Linked DNA regions of Homo sapiens: regions 1 and 2 are each linked to region 3. A link is an interaction called in ENCODE POLR2A ChIA-PET data of the cell type or tissue named here. Cell type or tissue: OCI-LY7. All regions are shown on one strand. Links, peaks and the distances in the headings refer to the core of each region. The heading gives the core; the rest is flanking DNA.

What was found. ChIA-PET counts read pairs that join two places held together with the same protein. Peaks named below come from ENCODE experiments on the same cell type or tissue, not always from the same donor. Only the 100,000 strongest peaks of a DNase experiment are listed, where the experiment ranks them.
Region 1: POLR2A ChIA-PET joins it to region 3 with 5 read pairs; 1 of 35 experiments calls an interaction of 5 or more read pairs at or near these places.
Region 2: POLR2A ChIA-PET joins it to region 3 with 6 read pairs; 1 of 35 experiments calls an interaction of 5 or more read pairs at or near these places.

What each region holds. Positions count from the first base shown.
Region 1 is chr7:100,136,397-100,140,355 of GRCh38, forward strand. It overlaps the pseudogene RPL7P60. Among named protein-coding and RNA genes, the nearest start is that of LAMTOR4, 11 kb to the right of the region's middle. RefSeq lists an enhancer at 1,436-1,495. In OCI-LY7, for the core only: no CTCF peak of the experiment used is centred there; a DNase peak (open chromatin) is centred at 1,685; H3K4me3 peaks cover 932 bases; H3K27ac peaks cover 1,356 bases.
Region 2 is chr7:102,311,187-102,315,145 of GRCh38, forward strand. SH2B2 (SH2B adaptor protein 2) reads left to right here. Exons shown (of 9, transcript NM_001359228.2): 5 at 3,150-3,241; 6 at 3,326-3,496. Among named protein-coding and RNA genes, the nearest start is that of MIR4285, 20 kb to the left of the region's middle. In OCI-LY7, for the core only: no CTCF peak of the experiment used is centred there; no DNase peak of the experiment used is centred there; H3K27ac peaks cover 1,825 bases.
Region 3 is chr7:100,631,467-100,635,425 of GRCh38, forward strand. TFR2 (transferrin receptor 2) reads right to left here. Exons shown (of 18, transcript NM_003227.4): 4 at 1,950-2,090; 5 at 1,763-1,874; 6 at 1,535-1,657; 7 at 616-732; 8 at 340-479. It overlaps LOC124901709 (a long non-coding RNA gene), which reads left to right. Exons shown (of 3, transcript XR_007060454.1): 3 at 1,457-1,636. Among named protein-coding and RNA genes, the nearest start is that of TFR2, 8.1 kb to the right of the region's middle. RefSeq lists an enhancer at 1,387-1,506 and a silencer at 1,887-1,946. In OCI-LY7, for the core only: CTCF peaks have their summits at 1,661 and 2,564; DNase peaks (open chromatin) are centred at 1,655, 2,015, 2,335 and 2,575; H3K4me3 peaks cover 1,471 bases; H3K27ac peaks cover 1,120 bases.

The DNA.
Region 1 (3,959 bases), core at 598-3,097, 500 kb before region 3:
CCACACCCAGCTAATTTTTGTGTTTTTGGTAGAGATGGGGTTTCATCATGTTGGCCAGGCTGGTCACAAACTCCTGACCTCAAGTGATCCGCCCGCCTTGGCCTCCCAAAGGTCGGATTTACAGGTGTGACCCACCACGCCCAGCCCAGAAAGCCTTTTCTACTGGATATCTGTAGAAGAAAGCAATGCCCTGGGGAGAGGGTTGCGTTTCTCTGCTTTCTAGAAAGAAACTGGACTTGAAGGCAGTACCTAAGTATATAAAGAAATTATGCAGGGATGGATGGTATATTGAGCTCTATGGCTTGAGCTCAGGAGTTTGAGACCAGCCTGGCAGCAAAGTGAGACCCTATTACTACAAAAAATACAAAAATTAGCTGGGCATGGGGGCGCACATCTGTAGTCTCAGTTACTCAGGAGGCTGAAGTGGGAGGATCACTTGAGCCCAGGAGTTGGAGGCTGCAGTAAGCTATGATTGCACCACTGCACTCCAGCCTAGGCAACAGAGCAAGACCCCATCTCAAAAAAATAAACAATTAAAAAATTAAAAAGTTGCTTCATGTGACCAATATGTTTTTTATTTTATTTATTTTTTTTCTGGGACGGAATCTCCCTCTGTCGCCCAGGCTGGAGTGCAGTGGCGCGATCTTGGCTCACTGCAGCCTCCACCTCCTGGGTTCAAGTGATTCTCCTGCCTCAGCCTCACAAATAGCTGGGACTAAGGCGCATGCCACCATGCCTGGCTAATTTTTTTTATTTTTAGTAGAGATAGGGTTTCACCATATTGGTCAGGCTGGTCTGGAACTCCCGCCCTCAGGTAATCCGCCTGCCTCGGCCTCCCAAAGTGCGGAGATTACAGGTGAGCCACTGCACCCGGCCACAGCAATATGTTTAGACTTACGTTTTCTAGCAGCAAGGCCAACACTAAAGGTTATAAGATGTTTTCTTGCTTTTTAAAATTTGTTCTTTCTTTTTTTTTTTTTAATTATTTTTTTTGAAATGGAGTCTCACTCTGTCGCCCAGGCTGGAGTGCAGTGGCGCAATCTCGGCTCATTGCAAGCTCCATCTCCCGGGTTCGCGCCATTCTCGCCTTGGCCTCTGGAGTAGCTGGGACTACAGGCGCCTGCCACCACACCCGGCTAATTTTTTGTATTTTTTAGTAGGAACGGGGTTTCACCGTGTTAGCCAGGATGGTCTCGATCTCCTGATCTTGTGATCCGCCCGCCTTGGCCTCCCAAAGTGCTGGGATTACAGGCGTGAGCCACCACGCCCGGCCCACTTTTTTTTTTTTTAAACACATATATTTACATATTTTTTTCTAGTGCCAAAAGTAAAATGTTTTATTTCCCTGTAAGGTAAGATACAAATTTGTCTGGAGAAAAAGTCCTGTTAACTAAAATATTAATACAAGGTACAAAGACGAAAGTAGAGTTGTTTGGAGAAAACTTGAGATAATAGAGTCCCTGAGGGTAAAGTAGGGTCATTGTTGCAAAAACTGAGGGAGGAAGGTTGTGCTCAAGGGTTTATAAGGTAGTGGTTCAGCATGCTGGTTTCTTTCCAGGTCAGTAGGTTCCATCATAAGCTGTGGTCACATTCAGCTACCTGTTCCATTGAGTGATCAAACAAGGTTGGGAGCTGAATACACACACACACAAAAATCTTCACCTGAAGCCATATCTAGGTGGTGACAGGCACCTGCTTTCCCCTAGGGTATATATTGCAAGTCACTGGCTCTTAGCCCTGCTGCTAGTCCAGGAAGTAACTTCGTGTGTCTAGAAACCTACACCTTCCTGAAGCGCGTTAGTCCCATCTGCCAGGAAATCAGCCTTCCAAAATGTACAAACCTTTTTTACAAAATAAAGCCTGAGCTTCAGCTGAGATGCTTTGGGAGAAATGAATTGTTCAGTTTTATCTGAAGCCATTTTTAGAAATTATAATGCACAAATCTGAGCCCGGTGTATGAAGTCCTTGGGGACCTTCTTGCTTTATTCTGCTGCCTCACCTCTTGCCTCATCCCATCCCCAACTCAAACATTTTTCTGTGTGATTTATGTTATACCTGGGCATCTCTGTTCCCCAGCCGTGAGTGCCCTTCTGACACTCTGTACCTGGCTGACACAAAGTCCTCTTTGAGAACGCAGCTTAGATATCTCCCCTTTGGGTGGGGCACGATGGTTCATGCCTGTAATCCCCAGCACTCTGGGAGGCTGAGGCGGGCAGATCAGTTGAGGCCCGGAGTTGAAAACCAGCCTAGTCAACATGGTGAAACCCCACATCTACTAAAAATACAAAAATTAGCTGGTACGGTGGTGCGCACCTACTCCCAGCTACTCGGGAGGCTGAGGCTGGAGCATCGCTTGAACCCAGGAGGTGGAGGTTGCAGTGAGCCGAGATTGAGCCACTACACTTCACTTCAGCCTAGGCAAAAGGGTGAGACCCCATCTCCAACAACAACAAAAAAGATATCTCCTTTTTTTTTTTTTTTTTTTTGAGATGGAGTCTAGCTCTGTTGCCCAGGCTGGTGTGCAATGGCACAATCTCGGCTCACTGCAACCTCCGCCTCCCAGGTTCAAGCAATCCTCCTGCCTCAGCCCCCCCAGTAGCTGAGATTACAGGCACGTGCCACCACGCCCAGCTAATTTTTGTATTTTTAGTAGAGACGAGGTTTCGCCATGTTGACCAGGCTGGTCTCGAACTCCTGACCTCAGGTGATCCACCTGCCTCGGCCTCCCAAAGTGCTGGGATTACAGGCGTGAGCTACTGTGCCTGGCCAAGATATCTCCTTTTTGTGGAATTCTTCCCACAACCCCAAAGGCTGAGTCACATACCTTTCCTGTGTATTCTCACTTCTTTTTTTTTTTTTTTAAGATGGAGTCTCGCTCTGTCGCCCAGGCTGGAGTGCAGTGGTGCGATCTTGGCTCACTGCAAGCTCCACCTCCTGGGTTCAAGCGATCCTCCTGATTCAGCCTCCTGAGTAGCTGGGATTACAGGCACCCGCCACCACGCCCAGCTAATTTTTTTTTTTTTTTTGTATTTTTAGCAGAGACGGGGTTTCACCATGTTAGCCAGGATGGTCTCGATCTTCTGACCTCGTGACTCACCTGCCTTGGCCTCCCAAACTGCTGGGATTACAGGTGTGAGCCACCGCGCATGGACTTTTTTTTTTTTTTTCTCAATTTGAGAGCAGTTACTGTTTATTAACTGAAAACATTAGAACAATAATCATGGTAGACACCTTAGTTCATCTAATAAGTCTGTTGATCTGGTCCTCTCTGTTGCCAGTATCTCCACCTTCTACAAAATGGGTGGTCTTTTTCTTCATTCTACCTCGTGGAGAGGATAATTGAAAGGAGCATGGGAAGTTATTTGCTTCTTTGAAGCATTTTCCAACAGTATAGATCTTATGAATCAGATCCTCCATGTAGGTGATGCCATGTTTACCAAGAGATCAAGCAATCAAGTGTTATCTGTCAAAGCAATTCACTTCTTATTGATTTTGCCATAACCACACTTGTAGATTAGTTCAATTACTGACTTCAGATTTGGGTATCCCCATGCAATATATGGTTCCACAATCCTCAGCATGTTTTTTGTTTGTTTGTTTGAGATGGAGTCTTGCTCTGTCACCTAGGGTGGAGCGCAGTGGCGCGATCTTGGCTCACTGCAACCTCTGCCTCCCGAGCTCAAGCGATTCTCCTGCCTCAGCCTCCCAAGTAGCTGAGGCTACAGGCACACACCACCATGTGCGGCTAATTTTTTTGTTTTTTAATTATTTTTAGTAGAGACGAGGTTTCACCATGTTGACCAGGCTGGTCTCCAACTCCTGACCTCAAGTGATCGTACTGCCTCAGCTTCCCAAAATGCTGAGATTACCAGCGTGAAGCACCGTGGCTGGCATCAGCATATTAATTGAAGCCTTGTAGAGCTTCACAAAGGTTCCATTGAAGATTTGAGGAAGATGAA
Region 2 (3,959 bases), core at 598-3,097, 1.7 Mb after region 3:
TCGACTGATCTGCCTGCCTCAGCCTCCCAAGTAACTGGGACTGTAGGCACATGCCACGATGACTGGCTTAATTTTTTTTTTTTTTTGAGATGGAGTCTCGCTCCATCATCCAGGCTGGAATGTAATGGCACAATCTCAGCTCACTGCAACCTCCACCTCGCAGGTTCAAGCAATTCTCCTGCCTCAGCCTCCCAAGTAGCTGAGATTATAGGCACCTGCCAACAAGCCCAGCTAATTTTTATATTTTTAGCAGAGACGGGGTTTCCCCATGGTGGTCAGGCTCGTCTCGAACTCTTGACCTCAGGTGATCTGACAACCTCATCATCCCAAAGTGCTGGGATTACAGGCGTGAGCCACTGCAACTGGCCTTTTTTTTTTTTTTTTTTTTTTTAGAGACGGGATCGGGATCGTGCTATGTTGTCCAGGCTGGTCTTGAATTCCTGGGTTCAAGAGACCCGCCTGCCTCGGCCTCCCAAAGCACTGGGATTACAGGCATGAGCCACAGTGCTTAGCTGCACAAGGCAGATTAATAGGAGAAAAAGCATGTAAATTTATTTAACGTGTATACATAGGAGCCTTCAGAATGAAGACTCAAAGATACAGGGGAGGGCTGGGCGTGGTGGTGCACGCCTGTAATCCCAGCACTTTGGGAGGCTGAGGCAGGCACATCACCTGAGGTCAGGAGTTCGAGACCAGCCTGGCCAACATGGGGAAACCCCATCTCTACTAAAAATGCAAAAATTAGCTGGAGGTGGAGGCGGGCCCGCTGTGATCCCAGCTACTCAGGAGGCTGAGACAGGAGAATTGCTTGAACCTGGGAGGCGGAGGTTGCAGTGAGCTGAGATTGCACCACTGAACTCCACTGGGTGACAGAGTGAGACTCAGTCTCAAAAAAAAAAAAAAAATCCCAGGCATGGTGGCTCATGCCTGTAATCCCAGTACTTTGGGAGGCCGAGGCAGGCGGATCACGAGGTCAGGAGTTTGAGACCAGCTTGGCCAACATGGTGAAACCTCATCTCTACTAAAAATACAAAAATTAGCTGGGCCTGGTGGTGGCATGCACCTGTAATCCCAGCTACTTGGGAGGCTGAGGCAGGAGAATCACTTGAACCTGGGAGGCAGAGGTTGCAGTGAGCCGAGATCACACCACTGCACTCCAGCCTGGGCAACAGAGGGAGACTCTGTCTCAAAAAAAGGATACAGGGAAATGGTCCATTTTTATGCTTAGGTTCAGCAAAGTATGGACAGCAGTGTAGAAAGAGGATTGGATACAAAGGGTAGGATCTAAAGGGAATAGACTGAGCAGGGGACCCAGCCAGGCCTGTCTGTCCAGATTCTTCTTGGCCTCTCTGAGTAGCATTCCTTCCTTCTGGGTGTGGGACAGAACCCTATCTTGAATGGGGGTCTTATGACCTACAGTCAAACCAGGCAGATTGGGTAATTTCTTTCTTTCTTTTTTTCTTTCTTTCTTGCTTTCCTTTCCTTCTTCCGTTTCTTTCTTTCCTTTTGTTTTTACTTTTTTTTTCTGCTCCGTTGCCCAAGCAGGAGGGCAGTGGGGCATGATCACAGCTCACTGCAGCCTCCAACTCCTGGACTCCATTGACCCTCCTGCCTCACCACCACGCCCAGCTAATTTTCTTTTATTAAGATGAGATTCTCAGGGCCGGGCGCGGTGGCTCATGCCTGTAATCCCAACACTTTGGAAGGCCAAGGTGGGCGGATCACCTGAGGTTGGGAGTTTGAGATCAGCCTGGCCAACATGGAGAAACCCCATCTCTACTAAAAATACAAAATCAGCCGGGCGTGGTGGTACATGCCTGTAATATCAGCTACTCGGGAGGCTGAGGCAGGAGAATTGCTTGAACCCCCGGGAGGCAGAGGTTGCAGTGAGCCAGGATTGCGTCATTGCACTCCAGCCTGGGCAACAAGAGCAAAACTCTGTCTAAAAAAAAAAAAAAAAAAAAAGACGTGTTCTTGCGGCCAGGTGCAGTGGCTCACGCCTGTAATCCCCACACTCTGGGAGGCCAAGGCGGGCAGATCACCAGTTTGAGACCAGCGTGGCCAACATGGTGAAACCCCATCTCTGCAAAAAATACAAAAAAAAAAAAAAAATTAGCTGGGCATGGTGGCGCATGCTTGTGATCCCAGCTACTCAGGAGGCTGAGGCAGGGGAATCACTTGAACCCGGGAGGCAGAAGTTGCGGTGAGCTGAGATCGTGCCACTGCACTCCAGCCTGGGTGACAGAGCAAGACTCCCATCTCAAAACAAACAAACAAACAAAAAAGATGGGGGTCTCGCTATGTTGCCCGAGCTGATCTCAAACTCCTGACCTCAAGTGATCCTCCCACCTCAGCCTCCCAGAATGCTAGGATTACAAACATGAGCCACTGTGCCTGGCTGGATAATTTCTTTATGACAAGTTTTTACATAGAATATTTTTAGGTTGGCCGGGCGCAGTGGCTCACGCCTGTAATCCCAGCATTTTTGGAGGACGAGGCAGGCAGATCACGAGGTCAGTTTGAGACCAGCCTGGCCAACACAGTGAAACCTCATCTCTACTAAAAATACAAAAAAATTAGCCGGGCATGGTGGCAGATGCCTGTAATCCCAGCTACTCAGGAGGCTGAGGCAGGAGAATCGCTTGAACCCAGGAGGCAGAGGCAAAGTGAGCCGAGATCGCGCCACTGCACTCCAGCCCTGGCAACAGAGTGAGACTCCGTCTCAAAAAAAAAAAAAGAATATTTTTAGGTTTTATGACTACGTTTTGGGAAAAGGGGTTCTGGTTTCTGTGACCCACCTTGGGAAAAAGGGACTTTTGTTTCTCTGGTGCCTCTGGGGAGAAGAGGACTGAGAGACAAGTAGGCAGGAGAAGGTCAGAGAAAAACTTTTTTGTTCGAGGCTGCTGCTGAGGACTTTGTTTTGCGGTATTGTTTTCTGAGCCCCAACAGTGGCCTGGTCAATCACACGGTGGCCACAGAGCCAGTGTAGGGTGGGACAGAGGGACATGGAGGCAGAGGGAGGTGACCAGAGCCAGGAGGCCTAGATGCTGGGCCATGGGACTGCCAGCCACTGCCTGGCCACATAAGTAGCCTGTGGTCCGAGTCCAAGTCCCACGGCAGGACATGGTTTCCATTTCTTGTCTCCACAGTGACAGTGAGGAAGACACCGAGCTCTCCTGTACCCGAGGAGGCTGTCTGGCCAGCCGCGTGGCCTCCTGCAGCTGTGAGCTCCTGACTGATGGTAGGTAGGGGGACAGGGTTGAAGGAGGGGCACACTCAGGGTGGACAGATAAAGATACGTGCATCTTACCTGCCACTTCCCCAGCAGTCGACCTGCCCCGCCCCCCAGAGACGACAGCCGTGGGTGCAGTGGTGACAGCCCCCCACAGCCGAGGTCGAGATGCCGTCAGAGAATCCCTGATCCACGTCCCGCTAGAGACCTTTCTGCAGACCCTGGAATCCCCGGGCGGCAGCGGCAGTGACAGCAATAACACAGGTGCCAGTGGGGACAGCCTGCTCTTCCCATCCCACCTCTCCTGGACCCCCACCCCCAGCCATGGCCACCCATGGGCTCCCTAAACCTTGCTAAGCCTCAGAAGCTGTGACATCTCATCCTCCTGGGTCCTTCACACGTCTCCGAAGTACTTCTGGCTTTTGTAGACTGGTCTAGGAACCTGGCCCCTCCCACTGGACCCAGTTTCAATAGAAAATGTTCACAGGGGCCGGGTGCGGTGGCTCACGCCTGTAATCCCAACACTTTGGGAAGCCAAGGCGGGCGGATCACCTGAGGTCAGGAGTTTGAGACCAGCCTGGCTAACATGGCAAAACCCCGTCACTACTAAAAATATAAAAATTAGCTGGGTGTGGTGGTGCACACATGTACTCACAGCTACTCGGGAGGCTGAGGCAGGAAAATCACTTGAACCCGGGAGGCGGAGGTTGCAGTGAGCCAAGATCAC
Region 3 (3,959 bases), core at 671-3,170:
ACAAAAATTAGCCGGGCGTGGTGGGGGGGCACCTGTAATCCTAGATACTCTGGAGTCTGAGGCAGAAGAATCACTTGAACCCGGGAGGTGGAGGTTGCAGTGAGCCAAGATTGCACCACTGCACTCCAGCCTGGAAGACAGAGCAAGACTCCATCTCAAAAAAAAAAAAAGGTCAGGGTCTCTCTGTCTCCCAGGCTGGAGTGCAGTGGTGTAGTCATGGCTCACTGCAGGCTTAAACAAGAGTCACCTTTTTCTAGTTCACCCACAATCACCCTGTGGCCTCGCTGCAGCCTTCCTCTCTCTGCTTCCTCCTCTTCTGGTCCCCAACACTCCCCTCACCTCAGCAGGCGGGAGGCAATGTCTGCACTGATGGGCTGGGCTGGGATGCTGGGAAGGCCTGATGATGCAACTGGAGGGAACTGGGTTTGATTGAAGGAAGGGAAGCCAGGTGTGTAGGGGTCTCCAGTTCCCAGGTGCACCTGCAGGGAAAGGGGTGCCCACGCAAAGCTGCGAGCTGGGCTTCCAGGAAAAACGAAAAACATGCCAGCCCTATTCTGAGCAAGAAGGTGTGGCCTCGGGACCTGGGAACAGCACGACCAGCCTCCCCAGACTCACATGTCCATACACTGCCTGCTGGCTGGACAGGCTTGGCTTGGGTGGGTCCTGGGAGAAGTCCGCTGGCTCTGGGTATATGAGCACTCCTTGAGCCCCGAAGTCCTGAGCATTGGTCACCTGGGGAGGAAGGTGACTAGAGGACTCCTCCCAGAAAAAAACCCGATTCATAAGGGCAGGAGAAACCAGGAAATGGCAAGGCCTTTGCTTGCAACTGTCCATCCCACGGAGAGGATGTGGGGGCACTACCTGGCCTGTGTCTTCCCAACCTCAGCAGCTCCTAGGCAGCCCTCAAACCCCACCGGGCTCCAGGGTACCCCATGTTTCTGTTCCCTTCCCCATCTGATTTCCCCCAACACCCAATTTGTTCCCAGCCAACATTTTCTTTTTTCCTTCTGATTCAATTCCCAGACCAGCCAACATTTTCCTTCCTTCCTTCCTCCCTCCCTCCCTCCCTTCTCTGTTTCTCTCTCTTTTTTTTTTTTTTCTTTTTGAGACAGAGTCTCTCTTGCCCAGGCTGGAGTGCAGTGGCGCGATCATAGCTCACTGCAGCCTGGCACTCCTGGGCTCAAGCGATCCTCCCACCGGAGCCTCCGGAGTAGCTGGGACCACATGCATGTGCCACCAGCCCAGCTAACTAAAAAAAAAAAAAAAAGAACCTTTTTTTTTTTTTTTTTTTTTAGTAGAGAGGGGGTTCTCACCGTGTTGCCTTGAATTCCTGGCCTCAAGCGATCCTCCTGTCTTGGCCTCCTAAAGTGCTGGGATTGCAGGTGAGAACCATCGTGCCCAGCTTATATTTTCTTACCATCCAGCCACATGGTTCTTTCCTGTCTCCCTCTCACAGCACCCTGAACGATTCTCACTGGCAGTCCGACCCTCCGGTTCCCGGGCTCAAGCCCTCCCTCTGTCCAGGGACACTTACCTTCTGGGCGAAGCTGATCACCCCCACGCGCACCAGCAGCAGGCGGCCCACTGGATCCACGCCCCTGGCCCGCAGGTCCTGCAGGTCTTCGGGCCGCCCGTAGTGGGCGTACACCAGCTCTCCCTGGGGACACGAGGACGGTGAGGCGCGCTCCCCGCGTCCCTCCTTCGAGACCCAGGAAAGGGCTCGTGCCGCGCCCCATCCTAGGAGCGGGCAGGGGGTGCTCACCGTGACGTTGCCGATGGCGCTGTAGGGGCAGTAGACGTCAGGGTCCTCCAGCGGCAGCTGCTCTCCGACCTTCCCGGCCTCATCGACCCAGTGCAGGGTGTTGGGGTGAGCCCTGGGGAGCGGGGCTGGTGAGCGCCCCGAGCCGCGTCCCCCTCCCCGCGCGCCCCCCGCCCGCGCGCGCACTCACGGATCCGGGAATTGCAGCCCCACGTAGTGCGTGTCGGTCCACACGTGGTCCAGCTTCTGGCGGGAGAGCGCCGCGCGAATGTCCTGAGTCAGAGCGGCCATCCCGGCCGAGCCTGCCACCCGTTCCCGAAGGCTGGTTTGCCTAAGCGGGGAGAGGTGGGGACTTTTCTGGGCGCCCGGAGGAGAGGGAGGGAAGAGGGAAGGATGCCAGAGACGTGGGGTCGCCAGGGGCAGGGGCGGCGAGGGGTTCCTGAGTTTAGGAAAAGAGCGCTCCCCGCGGACGCTTTTTTTTTTTTTTTTTTTTTTTTTTTTGAGACGGAGTGTCGCTCTGTCGCCCAGGCTGGAGTGCAGTGGACCAATCTCGGCTCTCTGCAACTTCCGCCTTCCTGGTTCAAGCCATTTTCCTGCCTCGGCCTCCCTCGTATCAGGGATTACAGGCACGTGCCATCACGCCCGGCTAATTTTTGTATTTTTAGTAGAGACGGGTTTCACCATGTTGACCAGGTTGGTCTCAAACTCCTGATCTCAGGTGATCTGCCCGCCTCGGCCTCCCAAAGTGCTGGCATTACAGGCGCGAGCCGCAGTGCAGGGCCCTCCGCGGACCCATTTTCTCCCATCACCACCAGGGCGGCGCCGGAGACTCTCAGGACCTCACTCTGCTTAAAACCTGACTTCCCATAGCTGGGGGTCCTGCCCATCATCCTGTAGGTTCTTCCCGGCTCAAGCCAAACTCTCTCCCCCAACCTCGTTCCTCCCGACGTCAACACACACACACACACACACACACACACACACACACACACACAGCACCCAAACACTTTCCTTCGAAAGAGCTAACTGGGCAGGCAGCAGACCCTCCTCATCTCCCCCATCCTCCACGTGGGCCTCATGGAGACACTTTACACCAAGGTACTCAGGGGAATCACCGGTTCCTGGGCTCAAGCCATCCTCCCGCCTCAGCCTCCTGAGCAGCTGGGACTACAGGTGTACGCCACCAACCGCTGATTTTTAAAAATTTTTTGTAGACGAGAAGTCTTGCTGTGTTTCCCAAGCTGGTCTTGAACTCCTGGCCTCAAGCGATCCTCCCAAAGTGCTGGGACTACAGGCATGAACCATGACGACCCGCCCCATATGTGTATTTAAAGCTACACATCAAAAGCGTGAGATAAGGTGCTTATGGGGAGGGGAGTGGGGAGGATCACTCAGGGATGAGGCAGGAAAATTCAATTCAAAACAGTTAAAGTAGCCAGTAAGGCCCTTTAGGGCCTGAGCTACATCCACCTCACCGGCCACATGGACCATCTTTCCCTTCCTCCAAGAGGCCACCATCTTCACATTTCAGACCCTTCGCAAATGGTGAATCTCAGCCTGAATGTTTTTCCACAGTCTCTTTGCCTGGCAAATTACTCATCTTGGCAGTTTAGACTCGTCAGTTCCTCAACGAAGCCTTCCCTGAACTGCAATCTAAATCAGGATCCTGGTTATAGTCTTTCTTTACACACTTTTCTTTTCTTTTTTCTTTCTTTCTTTCTTTTTTTTTTTGAGACGGAGTCTCGCTCTGTCGCCCAGGCTGGTGTGTAGTCGTGCAATCTCAGCTCACTGCAACCTCTGCCTCCTGGGTACAAGTGATTCTCCTGCCTCAGCCTCCTGAGTAGCTAGGACCACAGGCGCCTACCACCACACTCAGCTAGTTTTGTATTTTTTTAGTAGAGACAGGGTTTCGGCATGTCGGCTAGGCTGGTCTCAAACTCCTGGCCTCAGGCAATCAGCCCACCTTCACCTCCCAAAATGCTGGGATTACAGGTATGAGCCATGGCGCCCGGCCCCTTTTCTTTTCTTTTTTTGGAGATAGGGTCTCACTCTGTCACCCAGCCTGGAGTGCAGTGGCATGACCATAGCTCACTGCAACCTTCAGCTCCTAAGCTCAAGCCATCCTCCTGCCTCAGCCTCCTGAATAGCCGGGACTCTAGGCATGCACCACCATACTGGGCTAATTTTTTATTTTTCTTTT